4 separate regions of the Homo sapiens genome follow, and all the other regions are linked to region 3. Evidence: chromatin loops called from intact Hi-C (ENCODE). Cell type or tissue: endothelial cell of umbilical vein. All regions are shown on one strand. Links, peaks and the distances in the headings refer to the core of each region. The heading gives the core; the rest is flanking DNA.

What was found. A loop is a pair of places that touch in the nucleus more often than their neighbours do. Peaks named below come from ENCODE experiments on the same cell type or tissue, not always from the same donor. Only the 100,000 strongest peaks of a DNase experiment are listed, where the experiment ranks them.
Region 1: a loop joins it to region 3, with 12 times the contacts of the local background. A loop is called at or near these places in 66 of 110 quality-filtered maps.
Region 2: a loop joins it to region 3, with 2.3 times the contacts of the local background. A loop is called at or near these places in 4 of 110 quality-filtered maps.
Region 4: it touches region 3 in a loop (14-fold over the local background); 108 of 110 quality-filtered maps call a loop at or near these places.

What each region holds. Positions count from the first base shown.
Region 1 is chr6:136,579,479-136,586,895 of GRCh38, forward strand. It overlaps MAP3K5 (mitogen-activated protein kinase kinase kinase 5), which reads right to left. Exons shown (of 30, transcript NM_005923.4): 24 at 4,077-4,262; 25 at 823-928. Among named protein-coding and RNA genes, the nearest start is that of MAP7-AS1, 31 kb to the left of the region's middle. In endothelial cell of umbilical vein, for the core only: a CTCF peak has its summit at 3,726 (motif pointing right); a DNase peak (open chromatin) is centred at 3,803; H3K27ac peaks cover 690 bases.
Region 2 is chr6:136,918,934-136,926,350 of GRCh38, forward strand. It overlaps SLC35D3 (solute carrier family 35 member D3), which reads left to right and starts at 3,368. Exons shown (of 2, transcript NM_001008783.3): 1 at 3,368-3,934; 2 at 4,952-6,727. The coding sequence starts at 3,496. The coding sequence ends at 5,763. RefSeq lists an enhancer at 2,390-2,896. In endothelial cell of umbilical vein, for the core only: no CTCF peak of the experiment used is centred there; no DNase peak of the experiment used is centred there; H3K4me3 peaks cover 1,803 bases; H3K27me3 peaks cover 3,120 bases.
Region 3 is chr6:136,790,343-136,797,759 of GRCh38, forward strand. MAP3K5 (mitogen-activated protein kinase kinase kinase 5) reads right to left here and starts at 2,135. Exons shown (of 30, transcript NM_005923.4): 1 at 1,368-2,135. The coding sequence starts at 1,815. RefSeq lists enhancers at 885-1,400, 1,506-1,575, 2,366-2,595, 2,706-2,765, 3,136-3,215 and a silencer at 1,706-2,345. In endothelial cell of umbilical vein, for the core only: CTCF peaks have their summits at 2,252 and 2,841 (motif pointing left); DNase peaks (open chromatin) are centred at 989, 2,209, 2,499, 2,799 and 1 weaker place; H3K4me3 peaks cover 2,318 bases; H3K27ac peaks cover 1,362 bases.
Region 4 is chr6:136,640,682-136,648,098 of GRCh38, forward strand. MAP3K5 (mitogen-activated protein kinase kinase kinase 5) reads right to left here. Exons shown (of 30, transcript NM_005923.4): 12 at 1,839-1,888. It overlaps MAP3K5-AS1 (MAP3K5 antisense RNA 1), which reads left to right. Exons shown (of 3, transcript NR_125858.1): 3 at 7,091-7,417. Among named protein-coding and RNA genes, the nearest start is that of MAP3K5-AS1, 15 kb to the left of the region's middle. In endothelial cell of umbilical vein, for the core only: a CTCF peak has its summit at 3,646 (motif pointing right); a DNase peak (open chromatin) is centred at 3,670.

The sequences.
Region 1 (7,417 bases), core at 1,050-6,049, 210 kb before region 3:
AAATCAAGTTCTTACAGATGGAACAAGCAGGATGTTCAGGGCTGTGAAAATATTCTTTATGATACTATAATGGTGGATACATGTTATTATATATGTAGAATTCCTAGAGAATGTACAACACCAAGACTGAACCCTAATGTGAACTATGGACTCTTGGTGATGATAACGTGTCAATGTAGATTCACTGATTGTAACCAATATACCACTCTGTGGGGGACCTTGATAATGGAGGAGGCTATGCATGTGTTAGGCTAAGGGGTATGTGCAAAATCTCTGTATCTTCCACTCAATTTTGCTGTGAATCTTAAACTGCTCTAAAAGACTAGTCTTTAAAAAAAAATCAGATTCCTGGGCTTTATTCCTGGCAGATTCTTATTTGGCTTCAGATGGGGCTTTGAAAGCTGTAATTTTAAAGACAATTAAATTGCTCAATGCAACGAGCTATGCAATACCTCCTTAAATTGCTCAATACATTGGAAGATTTGGGAACCACTGGGTAAAAGATGTAGGAATGTGTTTTGTGGTCCAGATATCTATATTTTGAAATGCGTATTTATCTGAGTCACCTGTATACTTTTTCTCTTCACATCTAAACACATTCCTTAAAGACAGGGGAAGCAAGTCTTCCTCATTCTTAGTAAATATTTTGCTTGGTGTACCATTATCCAGACTATATGTACTATTTGGTGATGTTGAAAATATTTCTTTAAAAAAGGGTATTATGGTTTTTAAAGTACTAAGGTGATATCAGAAATAACAGATGAACAGTAATCTAAAATATCCAAGCACTAAATATGTGCAGAGTAATTAAATATCTCTGACCTGGAACCAGGATGGTAATGGCTGTCTGTACCGCCTTCCGAATGATACTGTCTAAGGCAAACATCCAGTGCGGCTTGATGTTATGATTCCGAAGAACTTTATTGACCTGGAGAGAGAGTGACATTTAGCCTACTTTAATTTTTAATTGCAAATAGCCTAGATGATCGAAGCACTTGTATGAAGTTCCATTTACAAAACAACTAAAAAGTTTCTTCAACTTGAATTCTTTGTAATTCTTTATGTCATTGGAAAACAAAGTAAAAATTGCTACTTCAAATCAAAGTTTAGTGAGCCCCATGTAAGCAAATAAGTTATTTAAGTGAAAGGCAGTCTGGTTCAAATGAGAATGTTGCTTCTTTGGGACTCAGAATGTGCAGTTTTTAGCTTTTATAATGTCTGCAGAATGGATGGAGGGAGGGGGTGAAGGAGGAAGACAGGGTCTAAGAGACTTTAAATAAAAATAAAGGCTGTTCTTACTGTTCATTATTTTCAATTACTTCTTCTTATTATTATTATTATTTCATTTGTTTTGGAGACACGGTCTTGCTCTGTCACCCAGGGTGGAGTGCAGTGGCGGGATCATGGCTCACTGCAACCTGTGCCTCCGGGGCTCAAGCAATCCTCCCGCCTCAGCCTCCCAAAGTGCTGGCATTGCAGACATGAGCCACCGTGCCTGGCCATCTTAGCCATTTTTAAGTGTATGGTTCAGTGGCATTAAGTACATTCACATTATTGTACTACCATCACCGCCATCCATCCACAGAACTCTTTATCTTGCAAAACTAAAACTCTATACTCATTAAACAGTAAGTTCCCATTTCTCCCTCCCCACAGTCCCTGAAAACAAGCATTTTAATTTCTGTCTCTCATAAATTTTACTACTGTAGGTACCTTCACATAAGTGGAATTACAGTATTTGGCCTTATGTGAATGGTTTGTTTCACTTGGCATAACATCTCTAAGCTTCATTCATGTTGTAGCATGTGTCAGGATTTCTTTCCTTTTTAAGCTTGAATTATATTCCATTGTATGTATTTATCATGTGCATTACCTTTGTAAAAACAAGCTTTTAGCATAAGACTATGACAAGCTCACTTAGATTTTGGGTTAACTCTACTACCTGCTGGCTTACACAGACCTCTAAAAAAAGAGGCTATTTCCCCAACAGGGCTCTGGTTAGATACCTCTGAGTATCTATAGTATGATTATGGAAGTATAATTTTATTTAAATTCCAAAAATTTAATCACCATCCCTACTGCAGCTGGGGAGATGGTGACCCAGCCACAAACCCATGTCAAGAGCTGGAGCTCCAGTTGCTCATGCCTGTCCTTGGTCCATCTTCATCAAACTCCCCTAGTTTGGAAGAGAGTCAGTTTGAGGACTTCATCGTACTAGTTGCACAGGAAATGAACCCTTGCTAGGTTCCCACTTGTTCTAGAAAATCCATCCAGGCTGAGTTTGTCCTGGTACCTTCATTTCTTTAAAAAATTTACATACTGGCTGGACATGGTGGCTCACGCCCTGTAATCCCAGCACTTTGGGAGTCCGATGCGGGCGGATCACCTGAGGCCAGGAGTTCAAGACCAGCCTAGCCAACATGGCAAAACCCAATCTCTACTAAAAATACAAAAATTAGCTGGGCATGGTGGCAGGCACCTGTAGTTCCAGCTACTCGGGAGGCTGAGGCACAAGAATTGCTTGAACCCGGGAGGCAGAGGTTGCAGTGACCTGAGATCATGCCACTGCACTCCAGCCTAGCCAACAGAGGGAGACTCCATCTCAAAAAAAAAAAAATTTACATTCTTATTAGGTGGAAGAGGGATCTGTTATAACCATAACCTGCTCCTCTCAGCTCTTTATTACATAGCAAATTACATCATAGGGCCCATACTTTGGGTTCATTCTCATCCTGGACAGTGAATGAGCAAGAGCAGGCGTGTATGTGTACACGTGTGTGTATACGTGTGTGTGTGTGTGTGTGTGTGTGTGTGTGTGTGTGTGTGTGTGTCTGACCTGGCCCAAGGCCCAGGAGTACAACCCAATAGCTCTCAGTCTGAATTCTACAGCAAACTTGCTTTCCAACCTCTAGGCTAGAGGCCAAATGTGTGGGCAAGTGCAAATTAGCTAAATTATTTCACTCTACTTGCAGGCAGTTGGGTTTCCCTAGTTGCAGCATAAGCATGCTTTTAGCATTTAATATTAGTGATAGGCTTTGCCAGTTGCTTTAATTTCTTATGCCCTCAATCAACTCAGGACTCTTGTCCCTGCCCACAATATAGCATAAAGACCAAGTGGCTTACACAGTGTCTCAGAGAATGCTAGTAGTTATTGAAGGATTCTAATTTGGCTTTAAATTGGGGATCATTTGATGTTGCAAATAAAATTGTCAACACACTTTCTACAAAGAAGCAATACACACATTAGGGCTGAATTAATTTTGGAATTTAAATAAAATTATACTTCCATATTTATACCACAAGCACCATCAAGAACCCTCTTATTTCAGTCTCCCACATCTTGTTAAGGGTCTCCTGGAGGTGGCTTGAGGCTTTTTTGGCACTGAGTTCCACAGATAAGTCTCACCCAAGAATAACACAGAGGGTTCTGAATGCAGTACAGAAGACTGGCTTTAGTTTGTGTTGCATAGCAACTCAATTTTGGAGAGAAGACTTCTCAGCAATCTCTCATTAGATCATGTGCTTTAATTTTTAATCAGTGATGCTCTGTACTCTGAAAGTATACTTCTGGCTAGAACAGAGTAGGTATTTATGAAACAAACATGTTAAAAATGTTCTATATGAAAACTAGAGAAAAACTGGAAAAAAATTAACTGGTTTTATTCAGCAGTGACCATTTCAATCTGTACTATTAAATTTTTCTCAATGGCCACTAGATGGCATTTCTCATATAGCATTAGAAAATGTATGACTAAAGTGTGTTACGTTGCTAAAGTTGTCAAAATAAACAATGACCCAACATAATTTCATAAGAACGAAGTTCAGCCATGGGAAATATTTTGTTATTTTCCATGGTGATTTGGTTTTATGTGTTTTTTAATTTGGGGAATGCAAACACACAAAACAACAAATCAGATACTTAGAAGCACACTGAGAGGCGAATATCTCACATTTTTCATCCAAAAAGAATAGAGTTCACTGGAATTTTAAAAGAAAAATAACAGAACTTATGTTTTATCTTATTTTTCTAACTAATTTTAGTGTGTGGGAAAACACTGGCAAAATATCATACTTACAGCATCTTGAAAACCAAAGAGTACCACCTGGACTTGGCTAATGCCATGGCTGTCGAAGTCCAGCTCCAGTTTCAGCTTTGACAGTGTGGTGGCTATGATTTTTCGGTCAGTGGATCTCACAAATTCTCTGAGGCTTGCAATGAGGGTTGTGATGTGTTCCCATTTTAGTTTCGGTTCTTCAGCCCCCTGTGAATAAAAATCAACAATCCTTACATCAACATATGCTGGATATACCTGCCATGGTAATCCTATCTCCATACCCCCTGCCCCCACATTTTTTTTTCTTTTGGTAGAGACAAGGTCTCACTATATTGCCCAGGCTGGTCTCGAACTCCTGGGCTCAAGCGAGCCTCCCATCACTACTTCCCAAAGTGCTGGGATTCCAGGCATGAGCCACCATACTTCCCACAGCCCTTTCTGAGAAGAACTGGACTTCCAAATGTCTCCAAAGGAAAGACCATATTTTGAACTATATGGCACCTCTTCAATCCTCCTACCAACACCAAGAAATAATCAGAGAGAAAAGGTACCTGCCCCACACGCTGGTCAGTAGCCATGATATAGTCAGATAACAAAGCTTTGCCCAAAAAGACTAAGGCCATAAGATTCTTTCAGAAATTTTAATTGGGAACTAAAAAGAGATTTGAGCAATAAGCCATAGGATCTCAACCTGAAAGTCTGCCCGGAAAGAGAAGCTATAAAATAGGGTCATGAATATGTCCAACCATAGCAGAAGCAATGGAATTGAGAAAGACAATAGGGAGTGTATTAGTTCGTTTTCACACTGCTGAAAACACATACCCGAGACTGGGCAATTTACAAAAGAAAGAGGTTTAATTGGACTTACAGTTCCACGTGGCTGGGGAAGCCTCACAATCACGGCAGAAGGCAAGGAGGAGCAAGTCACATCTTACTTGGATGGCAGCAGGCAAAAAGAGAGAGCTTGTGCAGGCAAACTCCCATTTTTTGAAAGCATCAAATCTTGTGAGACTCATTCATTATCACAAGAACAGCACAGGAAAGACCTGCCCCCATAATTCAATCACCTCCCACCAGGTTCCTCCCACGACACATGGGAATTGTGGGAGTTACAATTCAAGATGAGATTTGAGTGGGGACACAGCCAAACCATATCAGGGAGGGAGAGGAGAAGTGGACAAGAACAGAAATGCACACCAAGCAGGTCAACAGCAACCAAGCCAGAGAAAAGATGTGCAAACTCCGGGGACTTGAAGTTCCTCAGGCTCATATTCTGTTTTCAGTGTCTGTGAGACTCGGCTAGGCACTATGATTGGAATTCCTTAAGAGTCTACTTCCCTTATTGCTATGCGTGTCTACCTATAACATGTCCTTGGTACTTCAGTTGTCCTAACGGTGTGTCAGTTCCTTGCAACCAAGAGGGGCTGATCTCAAACTTCATTTTTGAAACTACCCCTTACCCATCAATGAAGCAATTGCTTCTAAGAACGGACCGATGGACTATTTTATTACACTAAAATATATTACAATGTTCAAACAAATGCTCTTTCTCAAAATGATTTTTTCTTTTTGTTTTTTTTTTTTTGTTTTTTTTTAAGAGACAGGGCCTCTCTTTGTCACCCAGGCTGGAGTGCAGTGGCACAATCATAGCTCACTGCAGCCCCTAACTCCTGGGTTCTAGCTCTCTTCCCACCTCAGCCTCCTGAGTAGCTAGGGACTATAGGCATGTGCCACCACACCCAGATAATTTTTTTTAAAACTTTTTGTAGAGACTGGGTTTTGCTAAGTTGCCCAGGCTGGTCTCAAATTCCTGGGCTCAAGTGATCCTCCCACCTCCGCCTCCCAAAGTGCTGGGATTATAGATGTGAGCCACTTTCCCCAACCTCAGATGGAACTTTTCTCCTTTGAGCAAGGCATATTGCTTCCTTTCTTTTCTTTTCTTTATTTATTTATTTATTTATTTATTTATTTATTTATTTATTTTTTGACAAAGTCTTGCTTTGTCACCCAGGCTGGAGTGCAGTGGCTCCATTTCAGCTCACAACAACCTCTGCCTCCCAACTTCAAGTGATTCTCCTACCTCAGCTTCCCAAGTAGCTGGGATTACAGGCACCTGTCATGCCCAGCTAACTTTTGTATTTTTAGTAGAGCTGAGGTTTCGCCATGTTGGCCAGGCTGGTCTTGAACTCGTGACCTCAAGTGATCCACCTGCCTCAGCCTCCTGAGTGCTGTAATCCCAAAGTGCTGGGACTATAGGCATGAGCCACCATGCCCAGCCCACACTGCTTCTTTAAGGAAGCACAGTAGGATGTTATTTGTTCCCATTTAACTTTAAGAAAATATAAGAAACTTTAAGAAACTATTATATCATTTTTATTTTATATTGTACATTTTCTTACTGTACCATTAAAATTAAAATTCCTCCACTGGGCTGTGAAAATTATAATTTCTAGGAGTCTATTAAAATAAAAAAGAAATGCACCATCGAGTTCTTTCTCTTAATATATTTTCATTTGGAAGCTTGGTCTCATGTTTATGTTTTCATGAGATAAGATTATATTGAAAAGCTTGAAAGCTGTCATTAAACGAATACTTTAAAATCACAATGGGAACCATTATAAACTTTGTTGGTTTTTTCCTTACCACAAACTAAACTGCACCCAAGGTAAAGATTCACAGGCAAAATCATAACATCATGAAAACATGTTCAAGAAGAAAAATGTGAGTTATGCAGAAATTGGAAGCTTCTCTTAGTAAAAACTCAGTTGCAACATGTTTGCCAATAGCAAACTTCAAATGGCAAACTTTTTTTTCGACATTAACTTTGTTTTTACAACAGAAAAACATGTTGCTTCTGGTTTTTTGATGTGTGTGCTACTGTCCTGCAAAGGAACATGCTCTACTCTGGGAAATGTTTTCTGTTCAGACTATTTCATCTACTTACGTCATCATTTATTTCTGTTCTGACTCCAGTCTCTCCATGTTAACTCACTCATGTGCCTTCAAAAACAAGCATCTTGGCTAGTATCTGGTGAGCCTGACTCAGCATCAGCATAGATTTAACGGTATGCATTTCCTGCACTCCTAGTACCAGGTTGTGATGGTTAATACTGAGTGTCTACTTGATTGGATCGAAGGATACAAAGTATTGATCCTGGGTGTGTCTGTGAGGGTGTTGCCAAAGGAGATTAACATTTGAGTCTGTGGGCTGGGAAAGGCAGACCCACCCTTAATCTGGGTGGTCAAAATTTAATCAGCTGCCAGTGTGGCTAGAATATAAGCAGGCAGAAAAATGTGAAAAGAGAGAGTGACCTAGCTTCCCAGCCTACATCTTTCTCTTGTGCTAGATGCTTCCTGCCCTC
Region 2 (7,417 bases), core at 1,578-6,577, 130 kb after region 3:
TCCCTACAATGTGGCATTCGGCTTCCCCAGACTCAATGATACAAGAGAAAAAAGGACATACAAGATGGAAGTCTCAGTATAACCTAAAGTCAGGAGTGACCGTCATCACTTCTGCCAGGTTCTGTTAGCTACACAGACCAACCCTGGTACAGCGTGGGAGGAGTTAACATAAGGGTGTGAATACCAGGAAGCGGGTATCACTGGAGACTATCTAGAAGGCTAATTACCATAATACGCTTTTTAAAGTAGGAAATTATAGACAAATATATATGATATCCTAGTTTTGTTATTTTTTTAAAGGAGGAGTTTGCGTGTGTATAAACATACATACAAAAAAGACTGAAAGTTTCCACACTGAACACAGCAAGCTCTGTGTAGTAAGGTTGGGGATGGTGAACACTGAAGAGAGCGCGTTTACTTAATTATAAATTTGTTTTTCTTTTATGTACCACAATGAGCCTGTGTTACTTTTATAATTAGAAATAATGAAGTAAGTTTTCAAAGACACTGTAATTCCTTCTCCAGGAAGCTTTGTCTGCTACTGCTGTCAAGCTGATGTACTTGCCCTCCTGGCGCTCCCCCCTTTTCTGCCACACAATCCCACTGTTGCTAAGGATGAAGGCGCTGTGTTCATCTTTAAGTCCTCTGTGGCTAACAGAATACTTAGCACAAAATACTTGTACTATATGTTTGTTGAATGAATGGATAAACTAAAGGATTTATTTAATGTCATTAATATTTATTAAGTAGCTCCAAAGGTGATGTGCTTGAGTCTAGACCCTTGGTACCCTGATACCAATAGGTCAAATAGCTATTTAACCTTTAGATCTACATTTTTATTCATCTAGATCATTTAACCTCGCTAAACATGGTATTCTTAATTTTTCACAATTTTTAAAAGGAGCTCATCTAGTATCTGGTTTTGTGGGAGATGGGGGTTAAGGTTTTTTTCTTTCCAAAAGAATTGCATGCAACAAAGTGGAGAAAATGTGCGGTTTTATGCCTCTGTAGGTTTCAAATATTAAGCTAAATTGTCTTGCATAAATGAGAAGAGTAAGATAGCTGAATCAGCCCCAAATCTTTTACCTAATGTTAGTATCACAAATGGATGCAATTATAATTGCGGGCAGAAATGAATCATTCCAAAAGTAGGTTTGTGCAGCCACTTCTTTATATTAATAATATGCACTTAGGATGGCTTAAAGCAGCCATGCTTTTATTGGGATAGTCTCTAGAAGCAGAAATCTGTTATTTGCTGATATCTGTAAAAAGTTAATTTTCAGAGTTTTGAATCAATATATTTTGACTATACCACACACATACACATAATTTGAACTGGTGCTTCAGACTTCATTATTTCCTAAATAACATTAACTCTACAAAAACAGAGTCACTTAAACAGCCAATAGTGTGTAACCACAAGTTTTAGCAACAAAAACCAAGGGCTCCCCAGAGAACCGGAAGCACGTGTTTCAGTATAATGCTTTCCAGCTATTCCTGGAAAGTTGGCACCCTGGGCCATTCACAAACTTTTTTTGAGTGCCCACCTGTCGGGAGCAGGGACGTGGCCCTCCTAGGCACCGGGCACATAAGCTGGTGGACTGGTTGACCCCGAGCTCTCTAGAGCTCACCAAAGTGAGCATCCAGAGCCCCAAATGCTGGCCCAAATGAAGGGCTGCTGTGATGCTGCTGATCCCTGCTGTAATTTTTTTTTCTTCCTCTGTTGCGGTAAATCACGACTTCAGCACTTTGGCTGAAGTGTCGCGTTCAGCACAGAGGTGGAAGTAAGAGGCAGAAAACAGAAGAACCACGAGAGAAATGGATCCTGTCTATTAAGGCAACGTGATGCAGCGCTAAAAGGTTAGGAGGTTACGATTCCCGGGGCTAAGAGAAATAAACTGCTGGTGGTGAACGAAAGGGGTGCTGGAGCGCAGCGATCTCGAACCTTTCCCTTATAGCCAAACCCTGGCCAAGGCCACAAATTTCAAATCGCCTGAAAACCAAACTGTCTGGCGCTTAACGGTTACCTCGGCTGAGCGAAACCCTTGGCTGCTGCTGATTTAACTACAGGTCCGCGCGAGTTACTTTCCAGGGAACTGAATTCAGAACAAAGAGTTACCGAAGCCTTACTCCCTCTCCAAAATTAGAATTCCCTTTTTCTCTTAGTCATATAGGAAACACACAGTTCACAAGTCCTGTGGTGCAAAGGTGTGAACCCTGGCCCAGGGAGGTGGTGACTCTCCCCGCCCTCCGCCTGCCGGTTGTCCTGCTTCCGAAAGCAACCCACGACGGTCCCGCAGGGTGAGGGTTCCCTGGGATCAGTTCCCTGGGATCCGGAGAACGCCACGCGGAGTCTCCCTGCAGGGTGAGGGGCCCCGGGTTCCCGCCCCCTCCCCCTCTACTCTCCCATTCTGCGAGCGCAGCCAGCCTCCCCTCCCACGCTTCGGGAAGCGTCGCCCCCGAGCTCCTCGGTTCCTGGTGGTGGCTACTCGTGTTAGTGACTTCGTTTCTGCGCGTTTGCTTATTTTCATCTTTGCCTCAGTTCGAATGTGTCCCCGCCACCAGGCCCCGCTGCTGGGCGAGACCACTGAACCCCCTGAAAGCTTCCCCGGAGCCGCGCGCATAATCCCGGGACCCTCTCTGGAAGGCGTGCGGAGAGCGGTGCGCGTGGCCTGGCACCGGAAGGAGCCAGCTTCCGGGCTCCGAGGCACCCCCTGGACAGCGCCCCGGGCCGCGGGTTCCTCCTCCGATGCCCGGGCGTCGTCGCCGGGATCGGGAGCTTCGGGGGCCCGCCGGCACCGACGGTTTTCGCTTCCCTGGCGGGCAGCTGGACGAGGTCCCGCCGCTGCACCGGGAGGGACAGTGGGTGGAAAAAGCCGCTGCAGCGCCGGGGCGAGGGGGCTGGGGGCGCCGTCACTTGTTGCGACCAATAAACGGCGCTCGATCCTGATGCGCTGTTTCTAAAATCTTTAGCTGTGTCCCGATCCCTCCAACCCAAGCCCCTCGGCCAGGAGGAAGGGGCAAGCGAGAGCCGCTGGCTCTGTGGGGGGAGAGGGGCGCCGCGCCCCAAGAGCCCCCGTCCCGCCCTGCGGCAGCCGCCCCGGGGCGCCCAGCCGCCCGCTTCCCTCCGCAGAGCGTCTTCCCTGACGGTGAAACCGCGCGGGACACAACCCACCGCGGCTCATCACCCACTTACAAATAGCTGTCGCTAGGATTCCCGCCACTCCTCTCAGACCGGCCCCCCCGCCACCTCTGCCACTTTTCGGAGTCCCCCGCCCTCGTCACTGCCTCCCCGGAGCTGCGGGGCAGTCGGACGCAGAGCTGCCTAACCGCAAGAACGCCTGGCCGGAGCTGCCCTCTGCAGCCGAGCCGGCGCCCCCTGCCCTTCGCCGCCGCGCTGGGCGGGCGCCCCCGCCGCCCTCACTCCGCTGCTCCCGGCTCCTCGCGCGCAGGTCGCGGAGCTCCGCCACCGCTGGGTGCGGCGAGGCCGGCGCGATGCGGCAGCTGTGCCGGGGCCGCGTGCTGGGCATCTCGGTGGCCATCGCGCACGGGGTCTTCTCGGGCTCCCTCAACATCTTGCTCAAGTTCCTCATCAGCCGCTACCAGTTCTCCTTCCTGACCCTGGTGCAGTGCCTGACCAGCTCCACCGCGGCGCTGAGCCTGGAGCTGCTGCGGCGCCTCGGGCTCATCGCCGTGCCCCCCTTCGGTCTGAGCCTGGCGCGCTCCTTCGCGGGGGTCGCGGTGCTCTCCACGCTGCAGTCCAGCCTCACGCTCTGGTCCCTGCGCGGCCTCAGCCTGCCCATGTACGTGGTCTTCAAGCGCTGCCTGCCCCTGGTCACCATGCTCATCGGCGTCCTGGTGCTCAAGAACGGCGCGCCCTCGCCAGGGGTGCTGGCGGCGGTGCTCATCACCACCTGCGGCGCCGCCCTGGCAGGTGAGCGGGCCCCCGCGCCGACCCCCAGCCGACCCCACCCACCCCGCTCCGTCGGGCAGAGACCGCGGGGATCACTGAGTTCAACGACCTCACTTCCAGATGGGGAGACTGAGGCAGAGAGAGCCGGAGAGCTTTGAGAGTGGTCGCTCAGCTCGCAAAAGGGACTTCCGAGACCCAGAGAGCTCCCCAGCGCCCCACCAAGTCCCCCTGCCCCCTAATGTCCTGGCTTCCGACCCTCGCCCATGCTTCACCCGGCATCGCCCTTCCTGTCGCCCCCTCTCCTGGTCTTCCCCTGTCACCCCATTCTCCGGGAGAGGTGGGAGGGCCGCCTGAGCCTGGGAGCTGGAGTCCTCCAAGCCTGGACCAAGCCGGAAGGAGGGGGCCGTGAACTTCCTTGGGTCACGAGGGGCTGGAATGGAGGTGGGGGATGGGGGCGAAGCTGAGGGTTCCCGGGGCTACTGCGGGGTGTCTCGTGCTGCGCAGGGGGCTGCGGCCCTGGGGCAGACGACCCAGGTGCTGAGCGAGACGAGAGCCTGGGCAGGGGGAAGCTTCACTGGGGGCCAGAACAGGCGTTCTCCCCCGCGCCTGGCCCGCTCCGGGTTGCAGGCCACTGGCTGGGGCTCCCTCTCCCTTTGGTGCCCCACGGGGCAGGGGCTCCGGGGTGCAGGTACCACGCGCCCAAGTGACCTCGGTGCCAGCTCGGGGAAGCCACAGCACCTGCCCCGAGGGCATCTGCGCTCTCCGGGGCCTTTGTCTTGGACAGAGGAAGATGGAGTGACCCGGGGATATGGCGGGAAGGCGCTCTGAGCACTGAGTTTGGCTGTCGCATTTGACACGGGTGGCCGAGGGACGGCGGGCGTCTGTCACTCAGGAATCCGGTGGGCAGAGCTGGGGCGCGAACCCAGTCTCCTTTCCTACCCGACGCGTTTTCCCCGTGGGTCCCCGCCCACGCCAACCTGCTGTCTTCTCTCTTTTTCCTTCCCGCCCGGGCTCGGCCGTCCTCCTCGTGCGCCGCAGGAGCCGGCGACCTGACGGGCGACCCCATCGGGTACGTCACGGGAGTGCTGGCGGTGCTGGTGCACGCTGCCTACCTGGTGCTCATCCAGAAGGCCAGCGCAGACACCGAGCACGGGCCGCTCACCGCGCAGTACGTCATCGCCGTCTCTGCCACCCCGCTGCTGGTCATCTGCTCCTTCGCCAGCACCGACTCCATCCACGCCTGGACCTTCCCGGGCTGGAAGGACCCGGCCATGGTCTGCATCTTCGTGGCCTGCATCCTGATCGGCTGCGCCATGAACTTCACCACGCTGCACTGCACCTACATCAATTCGGCCGTGACCACCAGCTTCGTGGGTGTGGTGAAGAGCATCGCCACCATCACGGTGGGCATGGTGGCCTTCAGCGACGTGGAGCCCACCTCTCTGTTCATTGCCGGCGTGGTGGTGAACACCCTGGGCTCTATCATTTACTGTGTGGCCAAGTTCATGGAGACCAGAAAGCAAAGCAACTACGAGGACCTGGAGGCCCAGCCTCGGGGAGAGGAGGCGCAGCTAAGTGGAGACCAGCTGCCGTTCGTGATGGAGGAGCTGCCCGGGGAGGGAGGAAATGGCCGGTCAGAAGGTGGGGAGGCAGCAGGTGGCCCCGCTCAGGAGAGCAGGCAAGAGGTCAGGGGCAGCCCCCGAGGAGTCCCGCTGGTGGCTGGGAGCTCTGAAGAAGGGAGCAGGAGGTCGTTAAAAGATGCTTACCTCGAGGTATGGAGGTTGGTTAGGGGAACCAGGTATATGAAGAAGGATTATTTGATAGAAAACGAGGAGTTACCCAGTCCTTGAGAAGGAGGTGCATGTACGTACCTATGTGCATACACTTATTTTATATGTTAGAAATGACGTGTTTTAATGAGAGGCCTCCCCGTTTTATTCTTTGAGGAGTGGGGAAGGGAAGAAAAGAAAGAAGCTGAAAGGTACTGACACAGAGCAACAAAATTAGCACCTGTGTGAATTATTTAGTGTGACTTCACCTGAGGCATCACAGAGACAAAAGAATGTGAAGCTACTTAACAAAGTAAGGCAACGTTTCTGCTTCAGACTCCTGGCACATTTACTTTTTGTCATTATAACCATAACTAAATATCTGCATGTACCAAGAGTCCCTAAGCCACCCCCTCCAAAGATGGAGTGTAGAAATGATGACAGCACTTAGTAAGTTCAAAGATGACATTCAGGGATGCATTTTTTGATGATAGAACTACAGTTTTTATCGCCAGCTGGGCAAAGAGTATATTGCTGAAATGATATATAAATATATTGAATTGATGTTTACTGTTTATAGTCATCTGAAATATCATATTTACTCTGATTCTACTCACTTGTTTTTTAAAAATAAGTGTCCTATTATTGTATTATATATTGATAGAAACTGTTAAAGCTATTTTGAAAATATGAGTTCTTAGCTTTAATCATGAAGTCTGAAGTTTGCTTTCAGTAATTATTTTAAAAGTTGTTTTGGTTCATTGCTTTATAATATTTATTATTGAATGCCAAACCTGTTCTTTTTTTTACTGTGTCCAATATTCTTTCAAGCAAATGCAATGGCTGGAATATAATTCAGAATTAACTGAAACCCAGCCAGAAGAGGGACCACCTGTAAAGCAAGTCCTTTCAAGTTTCACTGCACATCCCAAACCATGTTACAAAAAGAGCAACTGCTATATTCACATTATGATATTTTTCTATCTTAAATTTGTCAAAATAAAGTATGAGTCTAACTATTAAAGGATACATTGTTAGAAATTTATTTTAGACACATGTTCTATTGTTGCTGTATAGTTGTTTGTGTTTGCCTCCAATGTGTGGTCATAGTATCCGAGTGTAGGGGCCGCACCATTGGAAACTTCCTAAATTAACAAAGCTGTTTGGTTTGAAATAACAACAAAAACAGAAATGCATCTTCCAGTGAAGGAAGCTGTTAATGGTGTGGTGCAATGGCTCATGCCTGTAACCCAGCACTTTGGGAGGCCAAGGCAAGCAAATGACTTGAGCTCAGGAGTTCAAGCAAGCCTGAGCAACGTAGCAAAACCCCATCTCTGCAAAAAATACCAAAAATTAGCCAAGAATTTTGGTGTGCACCTGTAGTCCCAGCTACTCAGGAGGCTGTGGTAGGATGATCACCTGAGCCGGGGAAGTCAAGGCTGCAGTGAGTTCTGATTGTGTCACTACACTACAGCCTGGGCAACAGAGCGAGACCCCGTCTCAAAAACAAACAAACAGGGCATGGTGGCACGCGCCTGTAGTCCCAGCTACTCGGGAGGCTGAGGCAGGAGAATCACTTGAACCTGGGAGGTGGAGGTTGCAGTGAGCCGAGATCGCGCCATTGCTCTACAGCCTGGTAACAGGACAAACAAATAAACAGAAAATGATAAAACACTCCATCGCACTGAGGTACGAAAGCCATCCACACCAGATTTCAGTTAACATGGAGTCTGAG
Region 3 (7,417 bases), core at 227-5,226:
TTTTCCTCTCATATCTTTTAGTTCTTTGAAGTTTCTTCCAAATTATAATCCAAAAATAAGAGTGCTACAATTTTTAGAAAAGTTATGTTGATGTAACTTTTATAGCAAGCTACCCAAAGAATCAAGCTATATTATAGCCATGCTCAGTTATGAAGACCAAAACTATTTTAAAAATACCAGAACGAGAAAGTCCTAGTTTATTTAGTCTGGCTTCCTTAACATGAAGGTCTTGTTGTTCTCAAAATATTCAGCTTTGGCTGAATTCCAAAACTGACATAAGCCCACTTCAGGTGTTTGGAAGACACTAAAGAGAATCAGAATTGAAAACAAGATTGGAAAATAAAGCCTTTTATGTGATCACAAATGCAAGAAGTGTATTGTTTTGAAACTACTAAACCAAGTTTTTACCCACAAATGTAAACATAAATATGTATATATTCTCAACACTGGACGTACAGGGGACTAAAGGTTAATTTCCATAATATGGTATTATTCCTAACATTTGCTAACAGCTAAGTGCTTCAGTTACTAGAACTGCCTTAACATTTTCTGAAATTTGAGATAGGTTGAAAGATACATTTCTTTCATGGATTATGCTAGCAATCACTTTAATGGCGAAACTAATCTTATTATTAGGATAGCATACAGGTGTTTTAGACAATGTTAAATTACAAACTTTCTAGCCCACCATGGTTTATGGGGTAATAAAAAACAGGCCCTGGTTCTTTCACCAAAATCCTTACAAAGATAACACACAAGTTCAGTGTAAGTTGTAATGTTATTGCCTTTGGAAGCACTGTAATTACTTCAAAGTCTGGGTTGGTGAGAGGAAATTCAAGCTACTAAAACTTATCGAAGGTAAGGTGAGTTGGGAAGATCATCACATGGCATGCAAATTAATATAGTTACACTCTGCGTGCATGGTATGTCATCGTTCCCGTACTCTCAAAACTACACAGAGAAAAGGAGAACCTCATCTAAAACGGTCACAGGTATATGCAGAAAGAAAACAGGGACCAAACCTCACAGAAGCGAAACCGAGACACTGAAAGGAGAAAGACTGACTGGGGCAAATATCTCACACTGCTGGAGAACAGTTCAAGTCGATCGCATGGACCCAGGGCTCCAGCGCTGGGCGGTGGGTGGATCCATAGGTCTATCGCACAAGTACACACAGACTCTTGCACAAGCACACACGCTCTCTCCGGAGCGGCGAGCGACAGGAGCAGTCACGCAGCGGCGCTCGCTGCCCCCAAAGTGGGGCAAGAAGTAAATGCTTCCCGCCCAGAAAAATGAAATGCCCCGAAGACCGCCAGATTAAACGCGGGTCCCGACCGCGCGGGATGGGAAAGGGGTCACACACGCACCTGCATTGTAAAAGCGGTCCAGCACGGTGGTTTCTCCAAAGTCGAGTTTCCCAAAATGCAGGGTTTCCAGGGTGGCGCCCACTGTCTCGCACGCCTCCCGCAAGCTCTGCAGGGCCTCGCTCTCGGCCACCACCAGTTGCCCTTGGCTCGCTTCGTTGATCACATATGCCACCGTGGTCCGTCGGCTGCCCCCGCCAACAGAGCTGCCCCGGCCTCGGGTGGCACTGCTCGAGGAGGTGGCCGCCGGACAACCGATGCCAGGGGCAGCGGCGCTCTCCACGTTCCAGAAGCTGCCCGGCGGCGGCGGTGGCAGCTGGTGCTCCTCGCCCTCGCCCACCGCCGCCGCTCCTCCCCTCCTGCAGATGCCGCCCTCGGGGATGGTGCAGAAGCCCGAGGGGGCGAAGGGTGGCACAGAGAAAGTGATGCCCTCGTCCGCCTCCGTGCTCATCTCTCCGGGCCGGGCAGCAACGGCGGCGGCGTCCCCCGCCCAGCCGCACCGCCTGGCCAGCCACAGCTCGGGGCTGCTCCGCGCCCGCCGGGCTAAGCAGCTGCCATCGCGCGCCGCGCCCTCGCCGCCGCGCCGCCGCCTCCTCTCCGGCGCCCTCTCCCCCGAGGGCACGCCGCTGCCCGGCGGCGGCTCGCTCCTCCTCGGCGCCTCCGTGGCCGCGCCGCTCGCCCTCTGCAGAGTTTAGAGTACAAGGGGTGGGGAAGCCGGGTGAGCGGGAAGGGACGGAGCTTCCTTTTCTTGGCCGGCTGACAAGTCGGCTCGCAAACCTGCGCCGCGGTGCAGCTCAAGGGCGCCGCGCTCGGGGTGCAGCCCGCCCTCGCCACCCGCCGCGCCGCGCCGCGCCGCGCCGCGCAGCTCCTTCCGTCCCGGCCGCTCTGGGAGGGGCCAGGAAGGGCGCCCCCTGGGTGCGGAGCTACCTGGCGCGCACCTTACGAGCGGGCTGGCTCCCCAGGCGGCGTCCCGGAACAGCAGCAGCGGCAGCCGAAAGGACCCTCCTCCCTCTTAGGCGGCAGCTCGCCTTCATCGGGTGGATTTCCTCCTCCTTGCCTGGCCTCGTTTCTCTTTCGATCGCCTCCGCCGCGTGGTCCCGGCGCCAGCCTCGTCGTTCCTTGCAGACGCTCTCCCTCTCCACCACCAGCTTCTGGCCACCCACTCGTAGCGGCACCGAGGGTCAGGGCCAGCCCCCAAGGAGGGCGCTGCTAGGAAGCTCGAGCCCGGACTGAACTGACCGCGCTGCGGCCCTGGGACCCCAGCCCTCCTCTGAGTGCTGCGCGTGGCATAGGGTCCCAGTCTTCACCCACCCGGCCCCCACCTACGAAGACCTGGAGCGCAAGCGATTACGGGGTGGCGCAGAAAGTCCCTCGAGGCAATACTCGGTCTTCGGAGTCCGCCCCTGAAGCATTTCCAGTGTTCCCCGCGACTAGGGCGCCCCCCTCCGGGCCTTGGCGGCCTGGTGGACTGGGACCGTGCGCGGCGCTGGCAGGATAGGCTCCGGGAGACCCACGTTGCGCGAGGCAGGAGGTTGTACATAGCGCCCTGGAGCCAGGGCCTGCACTGGAGGTTGCTTCATTAGTGACTGTGGCACTCCAGAAGTGGCTGGCTAAATTGATCAGGTTCTCCCATGTACTTTTCCTTTTAAAATTTCCAGTGGCTCATTCCGTTATCAGTAATGAGTAATTGATTAGTGCCAACTGCCGAAGGACTTAGTATTCTCATTTAGGATCTTAATTCCCCCACAAGCGCCAGATACTTAAGATAGAAGATGGAGTCTCTACCCGACTCCACAAATTATCAACAAGATGAAACAGGGGAATAACGTGACCTATTCTATTTTTTAAACTGCATCACGCGAGGCCGGGAGGGAAATACCCAGATTGTTTAAGAGCAATCAAAAAAAGTACCTGCTTATTTGGGGAGCAAAGAACAGATGTGTAAGTTCCCAGAGAACCCCAGAATGCTGTAATTGTTAGGAAAGCCAGTGCAAGTTACAACTGAGTAAAGAAACAGGTTTTGTACTTCCCATCTCCAGGAACTGAGACTAGTGAGTCCTGTGAAAAAGGCAGAAGAAAATGTAAATTACTTTTTTTTTTTTTTGAGACGGAGTTTCGCTCTTCTTGCCCGGGCTGGAGTGCAATGGCGCGATTTCGACTCCCTGCGACCTCTGCCTCCCGGGTTCAAGCGATTCCCCTGCCTCAGCCTTTCGAATAGCTGGGATTACAGGCATGCGCCACCACACCAGGCTAATTTTGTATTTTTAGTAGAGACGGGAGGGGGAGGGGTGTGGGGTTCACCATGTTGGCCAGGCTGGTCTCTAACTCCTGACCTCAGGTGATATGCCCGCGTCGGCCTCCCAAAGTGCTGGGATTACAGGCGTGAACCACCCAGCCCAGCCATGAATTACATTTCAAACTGGGTAAGAAGGAAGGATAAAATAGCTGAATAGTAAAGAATTAAAGGAAAGTCTGGGCGCAGTGGCTCACGCCTGTAATCCCAACACTTTGGGAGGCCGAGGCGGGCAGATCACTTGAGGTCAGGAGTTCAAGACCAGCCTGGCCAACATGGTGAAACCCCCGTCTCTACTAAAAATACAAAAATTAGCTGGACGTGGTGGCAGCCGCCTGTAATCCCAGCTACTCGAGAGGCTGAGACAGGAGAATCGTTTGAACCCGGGAGGTGGAGGTTGCAGTGAGCCGAGATGGCGACACTGCACTCTAGACTGGGCGACAGAGCGAGACTCCATCTAAAAAAAGAAAAAGAAAAAGAATTAAAGGAAAGAGTTCTTTAATTTTCTCCAAGGTGGGAGGATTGCTTGAGCCCAAGAGTTCAAGATCAGCCTGGACAACATAGTGAGACCCCCATCTTAAAAAAAAATAATAATTAAAGGAAGGAAGGAAATAGTCATGAGGAAAAACACCTAGCCGCTACACAACTGTATCAATGAATCAATGTGACATTAGATTTTTCTAAAGGTGTATAAAATAATAGAAGTAAATTTCTAGTAAGGAAACTTTATATTCTTCATGTAAAATGGAATCTATGTGACCCACACTAGCTTTTGGAATTAATATCAATAGTAAAATAGGTAGTGAATCAGTGATTATACTGAAACAAAATGTTGCTGAGCTAGTAATAGTTATGTGCCTTTTAATATTTTCAACAACTTGTCAAACCTCCAAAACCTTGTAGGAGTAAGATAATCCTCCCCGCTATCCTCACCAAGAACCACAAACTCTGGAAATCGATGAGGTTCATGTGTGGAAAACTAAAACGCCTAAATGCTCAAGTAGCATTTTACTGTAGAAATACAAAATCTGAAATTATATATCAAGCTATTTTCCAAAGCTGTAACTTTTTATACCCTCTCACTTTGTGCTTTCCTTCCAGATCCTTTCAGAGCCATTTTCATACACAATTTTTATTTTTTGTTTTACTTTGCTGGCTTTTTTGATTTATTAACTTTAAATATGTTTTTTATGTTAGGCACCCAAACCCCAATACAATGTTGAAATTCTGCTTCTAGCTGGTCCAGAGATTCTCCCTCTACCTAAAAGGCACGGTTTAGGTAATTTATGTTCCATAGCATAGGGTTATGAGATAATGAGGAACTAGCTGGCAAGATTCTGGAAGAAAGGACAGGAATCCAGAGGGTGAGTCTACAGTCAGGGTTCCCTTTGGCTGTGGGATTTTTGTGGATCTGAATTAGGCAGCTGAAAGGCTGAAGTGAATTTTTTTAATGAAAAATAACGGTATTTTGCAAAACAAAACAAAAAGAATGGTGACACCGTTGTGCATTTTCACAAATCTTTTTAATGTCTGGCTTAATAGATGACAGTGGATTCTCATTTCTGCTTCTACATTCATGCTGTTGCAGCATGTTGTTTTGGTTGAAGGGTATAAAGAAAATCTGGAGAAGTTTCTGAAGTGTAGGAGGTATTTGAAGAAGTACATGAAGAAAATACTCTGGGAGGAGCACAGTCACTCCCACTGTGAAGGCACACATGAATTCCTAAAAATCACTGAGCTGTGCAAAATAGTGCTTTTTTTAAAGTAATTTCAAGTTTTATTTTAGATTCGGGGGTACATGTGCAGGTTACATGGATATATTGCATGATGCTCAAGTTTAGGGTACGATTGTTCTTGTCACTCAGGTAGTAGAAAGAGCACCCAACAGTTGGTTTTTCAACCCTTGCTCCCTCCTTCCCTCCCGTCCGCAGTGTCTGTTGTTACCATCTTTATGTCCATGTGTATCCAATGGGACCCTCTCCTGGGAAGGTCTTAAGACCCACAGTCAGAAAGGTGGGGGGTTGTTAGCAGGTAAAAGGAGAGCAGGAAAAAATTAGAGGCCTGCCTCTGAGGCCTAACACACTCAACATAACAGAAGACTATAACGAGGGTTATGGGAGTTACAAGCCAGAAACCACAGATGAAAACCAATATATATCGTAACACCACACTCTGTTCATAGTTTCTTTGGTTGTGCAGAAGCTGTTTAGATTAGGTCCCGTCTGTCAGTTTTTCGTTTTGCTGCAAATTGCTTTTCAGGACTTAGTCATAAATTCTTTCCCAAGGCCGATGTCTAGAATGGTATTTCCTAGGTTTTCTTCTATGATTCCTAGGGTTTGAGGTCTTACATTTAAATCTTTAACCCATCTTGAGTGAATTTTTGTATATGGTGATGGGTAGGGGTCCAGTTTTATTCTGCATAAGGCTAGCCAGCACCACTTATTGAACAGGGAGTCCTTCCCCATTGCTTATTTTTATCGACTTTGTTGAAGATCAGATGGCGGTAGGTGTACGGCTTTATTTCTGAGTTCTCTACTCCGTTCCATCAGTCTGAGTGTCTGTTTTTGTACCAGTACCGTGCTGTTTGGGTTACTGTTGCCTTATAGTACAGTTTGAAGTTAGGTAATATGATGCCTCTGGCTTTGGCTTTAGCTATTCAGGCTCTTTTGGGGTTTTATTTTATTTTATTTTATTTTTTCCTGCTGTTCTACAGGCTCCTTTTTGGTTCCATATGAATTGTAGAATAGTTTTTCTAATTCTGTGGAAAATGATGTTGGTAGTTTCTTAGGAATACCATTGAATCTGTAGATTGCTTTGGACAGTGTGGCCATTTAAACAAGATTGATTCTTCCAATCCATCAGCGTGGAATATTTTTCTGTTTGTTTGTGTCATCTATGATTTCCTTCAACAGTGTTTTGTAATTCTCCTTGTAGGGATCTTTCACTTCCTTGATTGGATGTATTCCTAGATTGTGTGCGTGTGTGTGTGTGTGTGTGTGGCTATTATAAATGGAACTGTGTTCTTGACTTGTCTCTCAGCTTGAACGTTATTGGTATATGAAAATGCTACTGATTTTTATACATTGATTTTGTATCCTGAAACTATACCGACATTGTTTATCAATTCTAGGAGCCATTTGGTGGAGTCTAGGTATAGAATCTTGTCTTCAGGGGATGAGGCGCAGTGGCTCATGCCTGTAATCCCAGGACTTTGGAAGGCCAAGGCGGGTATATCACTTGAGGCCAGGAGTTTGAGACCAGCCTGGCCAACACAGTGAAGCCCCATCTCTACTAAAAATACTGAAAAACAAATTAGCTGAGCATGTAGTCTGTAGTCCCAGCTACTTGAGATGGAGGTTGCAGAGAGCCGAGATCGTGCCACTGCACTCCAGCCTGGGTAACAGAGTGAGATTCTGTCTCAAAAAAAAAAAAAAAAAAAAAAGATTCTTATCTTCAGGGAAGAGAGATTATCTGACTCCTTTTCTTATTTGGATGCTTTTTATTTCTTTCTCTTGCCTGATTGCTGTGGCTAGGACCTCCAGTACTATGTGGAATACTGAGAATGGGCATCCTTGTCTTGTTCCTGTTCTTGAGGGCAATGTCTTTAGCTTTTGCCTGTTCAGTATTTGTTAGCTCTGGGTTTGTCATAAATGGCTCTTATTATTTTGAGGTATGTTCCTTTGATGCCTAGTTTGTTGAGGGTTTTTATCATGAAGGGATGTTGGATTTTATCAAAAGCTTTTCCCATACCTATTGAGAT
Region 4 (7,417 bases), core at 1,132-6,131, 150 kb before region 3:
TGTCTTAGTCATTTTTGTATCTTTGGCAGAACAGGACTCAACATTTGACACACAGCTCATGCTCAGTTAATGCCCACTAACTCGAGCTGTGCAAGTTCTGAGGTGACGCAAGGCAAGCTGCTGACCTAGTTGGATTTTCTTCCATAGTTTGTCATCTCTTCTTTGTGGAGGAGGAGGCCAGGAAGAATGAGCTCTCTTTGAAGTCACAGACTACAACTCAAGTTTCTCAGCATATAAGCCAGCAATAGTAAGATAGATAGTAGCAGCCTATGTATAAGTCATAAATCACAACAACTGTTACATAGGGCTACCATACCTAATTAAAGAAAATTTATTCATTGGAAAACAGATATGATAAAGTGAAATTTACATTTACCATACTTTCTTAAGTGGATTGCTTAAAAATGCAGCAATAAATAGTGAGTGCCTTGCTAATGACTGGCTTTAAAAATTAAATATTAAGAGTACAGTTTTATTTGAGAAAGTATCGACTGAAAGATATATAATGAGTCAGTCCATCATCTTGCTTGTTTCTGTTCAGATCATTCATGAGGTAACAGGTAGCTTTACCAGGAGAACTCCAATTATTAGTGACTCAGACCGCTCTACCAATTTATGCTCTAATAAAACCAATTATTATTATTCCAAAAGCAACAGGATATTGCATAACCAGGCTGCAAAAATCTGTTGTCTCTCATTGCTATGACGTGGGGGTAAACAGTAGTTAGCACATCTAATTTGGTTTGAAATCTGCAAGAGTTGATTTAGCATGAGCTTCAATAGAACAATTATTTAAAGACTTAACCACTGACTCTTGATTCTTAAAAAAATATATATATATTATTTCTAAATCCCAAGAAATGGCATTTTCTAAGCTACTGGCATTGTGACAGCAGTCAGAACTGAACCAAACTGAAGTTCACCACTGTAATCTCAAGATCAATGCAGGAAAGTGACCTTACAGAAGGTTTTTTTTTTTTTTAATGGACTCCTTATCATCTGAAGTCATTAGTGTTAGTGACAGGGGCCGGGCGGAGTGGCTCACACCTGTAATCCCAGCATTTTGGAAGCCCTACACGGGCGGATCACTGAGGTCAGGAGTTTCAGACCAGCCCGGCCAACACGGTGAAACCCTGTCTCTACTAAAATTACAAAAATTAGCTGGGCATGGTGACATGCGCCCGTAATCCCAGCTACTTGGGAGGCTGAGGCAGGAGAACATTTTGGACCTGGGAGGCGGAGGTTGCAGTGAACTGAGATCATGCCACTGCACTCCAGCCTGGGCGAAAACAGCAAAACTCTGTCTCACAAAATAAAATAAAATAAAATAAAATAAATAAAATAAAATAAAAATAAAATAAAATAAAATAAAATAAAATAAAATAAAATAAAATAAAATAAAATAAAATAAAATTAGTGGCAGGACACAGTGTAGTAGACGGCATGTGTGCTTTGTATCCACACAAAGGGAGCTGAGTTCCTTGTATACCAAAAGGACAGAAATCATCCTATTACATAAACCAACAGCTCAGCTAAAGAGGACCTCCACATGGCTGAGTGTAATCTACATTTTGATTCTGGTCCATAGTTCACATTGACCCCACAGTTACATTTTAAGTAGGTCAGGAGCACAGAATCAGTTCAACCAGCAGTGAACATTTTGTTGCAAATCTCTTCCTAAAGGAGATAGTGACACTGAAGAAGGCTGGGCATTTCCACCAATTGAATGATTCTTGACATTCCTTGTATTTTAAAATCATGATTAGAAGTTCTATCCAGCCCATGAATAGTGGAGAAAAATGTCTTATAAGTTAACAAAATGTACCAAGGAAACTTACCTCACTCCCCTGACAGAAGAGGCACTAAAATTCCACTCATGTATACCTTTCTAGAACAACAACAAGAAAATATACTGAGTCATCCAAATGGAAAATAACATAACAACAATAATTTTGTTTAATTATTTTTAAAGTGATATACACAGCCATTTTTCCTGGTACACTATTTTTCATGAAAGAATTATCTGGATGGAAAGCACAATTCATTCTCAAGTCCCAAGGGTAATGATTACTCTACTTAATAATTCCTGTACTTCAATAAAACAGCTTCCAAAAGAGCCTAGGAGAATTAGTCTCATTAAATTCTAAAACTTGATATCTAGTAATAACTGTTGTGTGTTAATTTTTAAGTAAAAAAAGTCAATGATCAAGGTAATTCTATTATTACAGTTGAGAAATACTTCTTTTCCGAGAAAGATAAACATTAATTTGAATAACATCTCGGCAAGGTTTTAAAGATAACTATTTCTGAATTATCTTTAGTTAAGATTTCCAACTAAATAGGCGGTTCTATTTCTTTAGAAACTAGTAGAACAAGAATGTATGTGAACACACATGTGTACAGTGCCCATCATAACTACAAGGTATTGCTACCTAATTTATGCAAAATTCCATATGCTAATAAAGTATGAACATCAAAAATTTGATTGTCATACTATAAACATGGGTGATTTGCAGAGCCAAGGTAAAGAAAAATGTGGGAATTTATTTCTTGAGTTTATCACTAAAGCTAAGATAAAATTATTATCAAATTCATATGTCCCTAAAATAAATAACAAAATGGATCATAATCCCTTTAAAAATATGTCAACAGTATAAAATAGCATAAATATTTTTACAGAAACAAAGTAGTTTATCCATGTGTCTAAGTTGAGCAAGTACAGTACGGCAATAAACTGACACTGACATTCAATTCTGTAAAGTTAAAACAACCATGAAAAGGAGTTCTTACCCACCCACTGCCAGGAGGCTGAGGTCTTGCCTGGGCTAATAAAATGGGTGACAAAGCCTTGTGGCTCTGAGGTGGCCTAGAACCCTCCTTTTGGCTAAAGCAACTCAAAAGCGACAATTTATATCTACAGCCCATAATTCTTTGCTAGGTCCATGCAACTTAAAGTAAAAATAGATCCTCTCAAGTCAGATGTGAATTTACTAAAAAGCTAGTTTCAGTGCATGTCAGTCAGGTCATGGGGATGTGATCTGAATGAACGCAGAGCAAATTTTGTTGCATGAAGTCCAGGAGGGAAGATACCATAAAAAGGTATGTGGTGGCTGTCTTAACCAGAGTACAGAGGGAGTGAAATTAAAATAGCAGACTGCAGCCTCAGCTGGTAATTTGGAAAGTTGCTTCTAAATCCTGTTGGCCTCAGGTGAACTTCTAAATATATATATATATATATGACCCAGGAGCTGCAGCTGTTACCTGTACACTACTTGCATACAATGCAGCCTTATCCTCAGAGCCTGCAGCTGAGCTGCTTTCCAAGACCATGTCCAGGAGCAGGAGGTGGGAGGCAAGTGCAGAGCTGAGGCAGTATGCAAACCCACCCCTGAACACAGCAACTGGCAAATACTAACAAGACAGCACTGGTAAAACCCATCTTCTATCAGTCCTTTTCTGGGAACAGCTAAGTAAAAATTGTGGACTGGTTTTGTAGGAAAGGAGGGGAGCATTTCCAGAATGCTTGGTTCCTGAAAGGTTGCCAGTGCTGCCAGGGAACGTTCCATTTCAGTGATGTAAATAAAGCCCAAGCCCTGAGATGGAAGGTGGAAGGAGGCCTCCCTCCCCACCTACCTGTAGGACACACCACAAGGAGGCGCTGATGAGCTGTAAAGCCAACAGGTAGTTTAAAGGCTCCTGGGATCTGTCTGGGAATCAGGGAAAACAGCAAGGCCAAACGCAGCGCTAGCTATAATTAGCCCCAACAGGCCTCAAACCAACACTCAACCTAATTTAATCAGCACAAGCACCATTTTCTAGGAACGGGTTAGCCTCAGATCCCAGGCCCCAGTTAGGGCTAGAATAGGAGCTGGAAGTTAATACTGTATTGACTGAAGGTGGCAGGAGTTATACTGTAGTAGGCACTGTCAGCTCCCTCAGCAACTGTCATTCCATCCTTCTCCTCTGCTGACAAAAAAATAAATTTTGCCCAGGTTCAGGTGGCAATGTTTATGAATGGTGAAACTGATTAGTCTAAATTGGCCACGGTAAGTCCATTTGCCTTGCTGGGGATGGGTGTAAGCATGGTCATGTGATACAACTTATGGTATAAAGGAGAGGGCTTGGCCCTCCTCCCCGGGATGCCGCCTGTGTGAGGTGCTTCTTGGAATAGCTAGCTACTTAAGAACATGAGACTAACACCAAGAGTACGCAGAGAAGCCAGAATTCAGAATCCTGATGCTGAAACTACCCTCAGAATCACCCCACCTCAAAATTTATTTTTTTCCATCCAGGCTGGAGTGTAGTGGGGTAATCATAGCTCACTACAGCCTGGATCTCCTAGGCTCAAGCAATCCTCCCGCCTCAGCCTCCCAAGCAGCTGGGACTACAGGCACATATCACCAAACCTGGTTAATTTTTTTAAATTTTTTTGTAGAGACGGGGGTCTTGCTACATTGCTCAGGCTGGTCTTGAACTCCTGGCCTCAAGCAATCCTCCTGCTCTGGCCTCCCAAATTGCTGGGATTACAGGTGTGAGTCACCATGCTCGGCCTGTAATTTCTTGTAATATGAAATACCATTTCTTTATTTAAGCTGCTTTTGGCAGGGAGTTTGTAGCAGAAAGCATCCTTGGTGGATGACAGCATCAAATCATCTTAATCTAGAATCAGGGGTAAGCATGTTTCCCTCATAAATTTCCTGGGCCTTCTGTGAGTGGCCACTGGCTGGAGCTGAAGTGAGGGAGGAGAGTCAGCACTTAGTCCTCCACTAGGCCCCTGCCTTTGCTTGATAATCCGTGAGGTAGGCCAAGGGTGCCCAAACTTCAACCCCCAAAAGGGGGGGAAATTCTAAATAACCATTTAAAACGCCCTGCAAATAACTTCTCTCTTCCTCAATCTTAAGTTTTTCTTTCATTGTACACATGCAGACTTTCTTCAAGGACTAACTTACTTTTCAGCAGCAACCATTCATTCAACAAATAGAGAACTGTTAAAAGATCGGGATTTCAATTAATTTTACCCCTGAATGTAGAGTAGCTCTCTCTAAGAGTCCTTGGGAATTGGTATATAATGTGCTTCAAGTTTTGAAAGTTGCAGTATAAAGTATATACTAGCTCACAGAGCTATTTATTCCATATGTTAGAATAAAAATAGTGAGAGGAGTGACTAAAGAAATAAACATGATAAATGAAAAGCTACATTCTCTATTCTAATTTTAGGAAAAATTTTTAAACATTCTGTGATAAAAACAACCCATTTTTAGTTTAACATAAGACCTATTAAACTGGTTGCTTCTCTGTTATTTATAGTTGTTTTAAAGTAACATGGTAATAATAAAGTTTTTTTGTTTTTATTGCTTGTCCTCCTTCCAATTTTACCACTTTTATTTTAAAAAATTGAGAAAATGGTAGTGATAATGAATACACTATGGATAGAATCAGGGTTTGCAAAGAAATTGACATAAATTCAGAATGGAAACTGATACAAGAAAGCTTCAATTTTTGAACAAGGAGAATTTTTTAGCACTAAAAGTTATAGGAAATAAGGACAACATAAATAAAATTCCTCCTGATCAAAAGATGGTGAAAATGGAAAATGGACAGTACATAACTTAAATTTGTAACCCTATTTAATGCACTTGTTTATATCCTAATATATATCCTAATATTTCTTAGCATAATATAAAAATTGTCTCTATGATTGTCACAAAACATAAGAGAATGAAAACGAGGCTCACTTTACTGAGCAAAGAACCTCCAGGAAGGAGAAAACAATAACAAATTGCTGGAAATAGTACTCATTTTCCAAAAATCTCTGGCTTACTTTCTGTTCTTTTTCTGTCTTCCAAATTCTTCTGGCTCTCTACTCATTCTCTAGGCCTTGCTAATCGCTAATTCCTCTAGCCTCACTCTGTTTCCAAGTGTCCTTGGATAACCTTGCTCTTTTCAATCAAGCCTTTGAAAATCTCCTCCTCCAGTCCTGCTCTCGTCTCCATAATGTTCATGTCTCCTAACTGTTCTTAGTTTTTGTAGTTTCCACTGGATGATTAGTGTATCTCAGCTTGTGAGAACATGTATGTGTATACTTGCATACATGCAAAACAATATAAATATTGCACTGCACTTTAAAGCAATATCACTAACATGTATATAGACAGTTATATTGATTATTCCCAATTTTGCCACTGGATGATTCCACTTGGAGTCTTGCCATTAGTTTCAACTAAACACGTCCAAAATGAAATTCCTCATGATTCCTCTACAACTCAGGTTTTCCTTCTAAAAATCCTACCACCTTTATCAATGCAATCAAAACTTGAGTCACCTTACACTTACTCCCTCTTTTTAATCCTTCTTCCTAATTTGTGATTAAGTTGTATACTTTTCTTTCCAAATCAAATCATCTGTCCCTTTGCAGTCACAATTGTATTATTCCACTCTAGGATCTCTACCTGCCTCATATCTAGCTAGTTCCTCTAACAGTCTTCTCTGTGACCCTCCAGAGCCTCAGACTTCAGAAATCAAATGTCAAGACCAGATCAGTCTTATAGCTACACTAGCAACCATTATGGAGCACTTGTTCCAAGCCACTTAGCACTGTGCTAAATGATTTCCATTCATCCTCTCACTTAATCTTCACAACAATTCTATGAGGTACTGTTATTCTCATTTTACATACATGGCAACTAAAGCATGAGGAGTTGAAGCGCATGCCTAGGCCACGAAGCATGCAAGAGCTAACATCAACCTTCACACCTATGCACTTTGATGCTGACCCTGGGTTCATAATTCACATTCTGTTCTGCCTTCCTGCCAGCTCTCAGATTTTCAGAAACGTCAGTGACATCCTGTTTCCTACCGACACATGTTTAAAATTCTTCTTCCTAGCTTACATAGCACTCTAGAGTTTTATGTCATCCTGCCCAACCAATCATATCTCCCACCTCCCTCAACACGTTTCCCCTTGTAGAATGAGTCAGACTCTGCCGGCCCCTGAACGTCCCATGCTTGCTTTCACTTTGGTGCCTTGGTTGGAATTCTGCCTTATTCTTCTAATCTAGTTTGTCTTCCCGTGTTCATTTATCTCTTCTAGTTCTACCCACAGCCAAAGTCCAGGTTCCACCTCCTTTAGCAAGCCTTCTCGAAGGACTCCATGCCTCACTGATCTTCCTCCTCACTGAACGCCACAGACCAAGAACCCATAATGTCCTCCTCAGGAACCAGCACAGTCCCAAAGTCCACAGAACTCAAAAGAACGCTGGTAGATTGATTTGCTCTACCATCATCTCAACAGTGCTTTCCTCGGGTGTAGCATGATGCATTTTAACACAATTAAAATGACATGTTAGAAATGTTGCTGATGGGGTTGCTGGGGCAATGACTTCTTTCAAAGTCTTCCCTCTATTTACTGCACTCATGG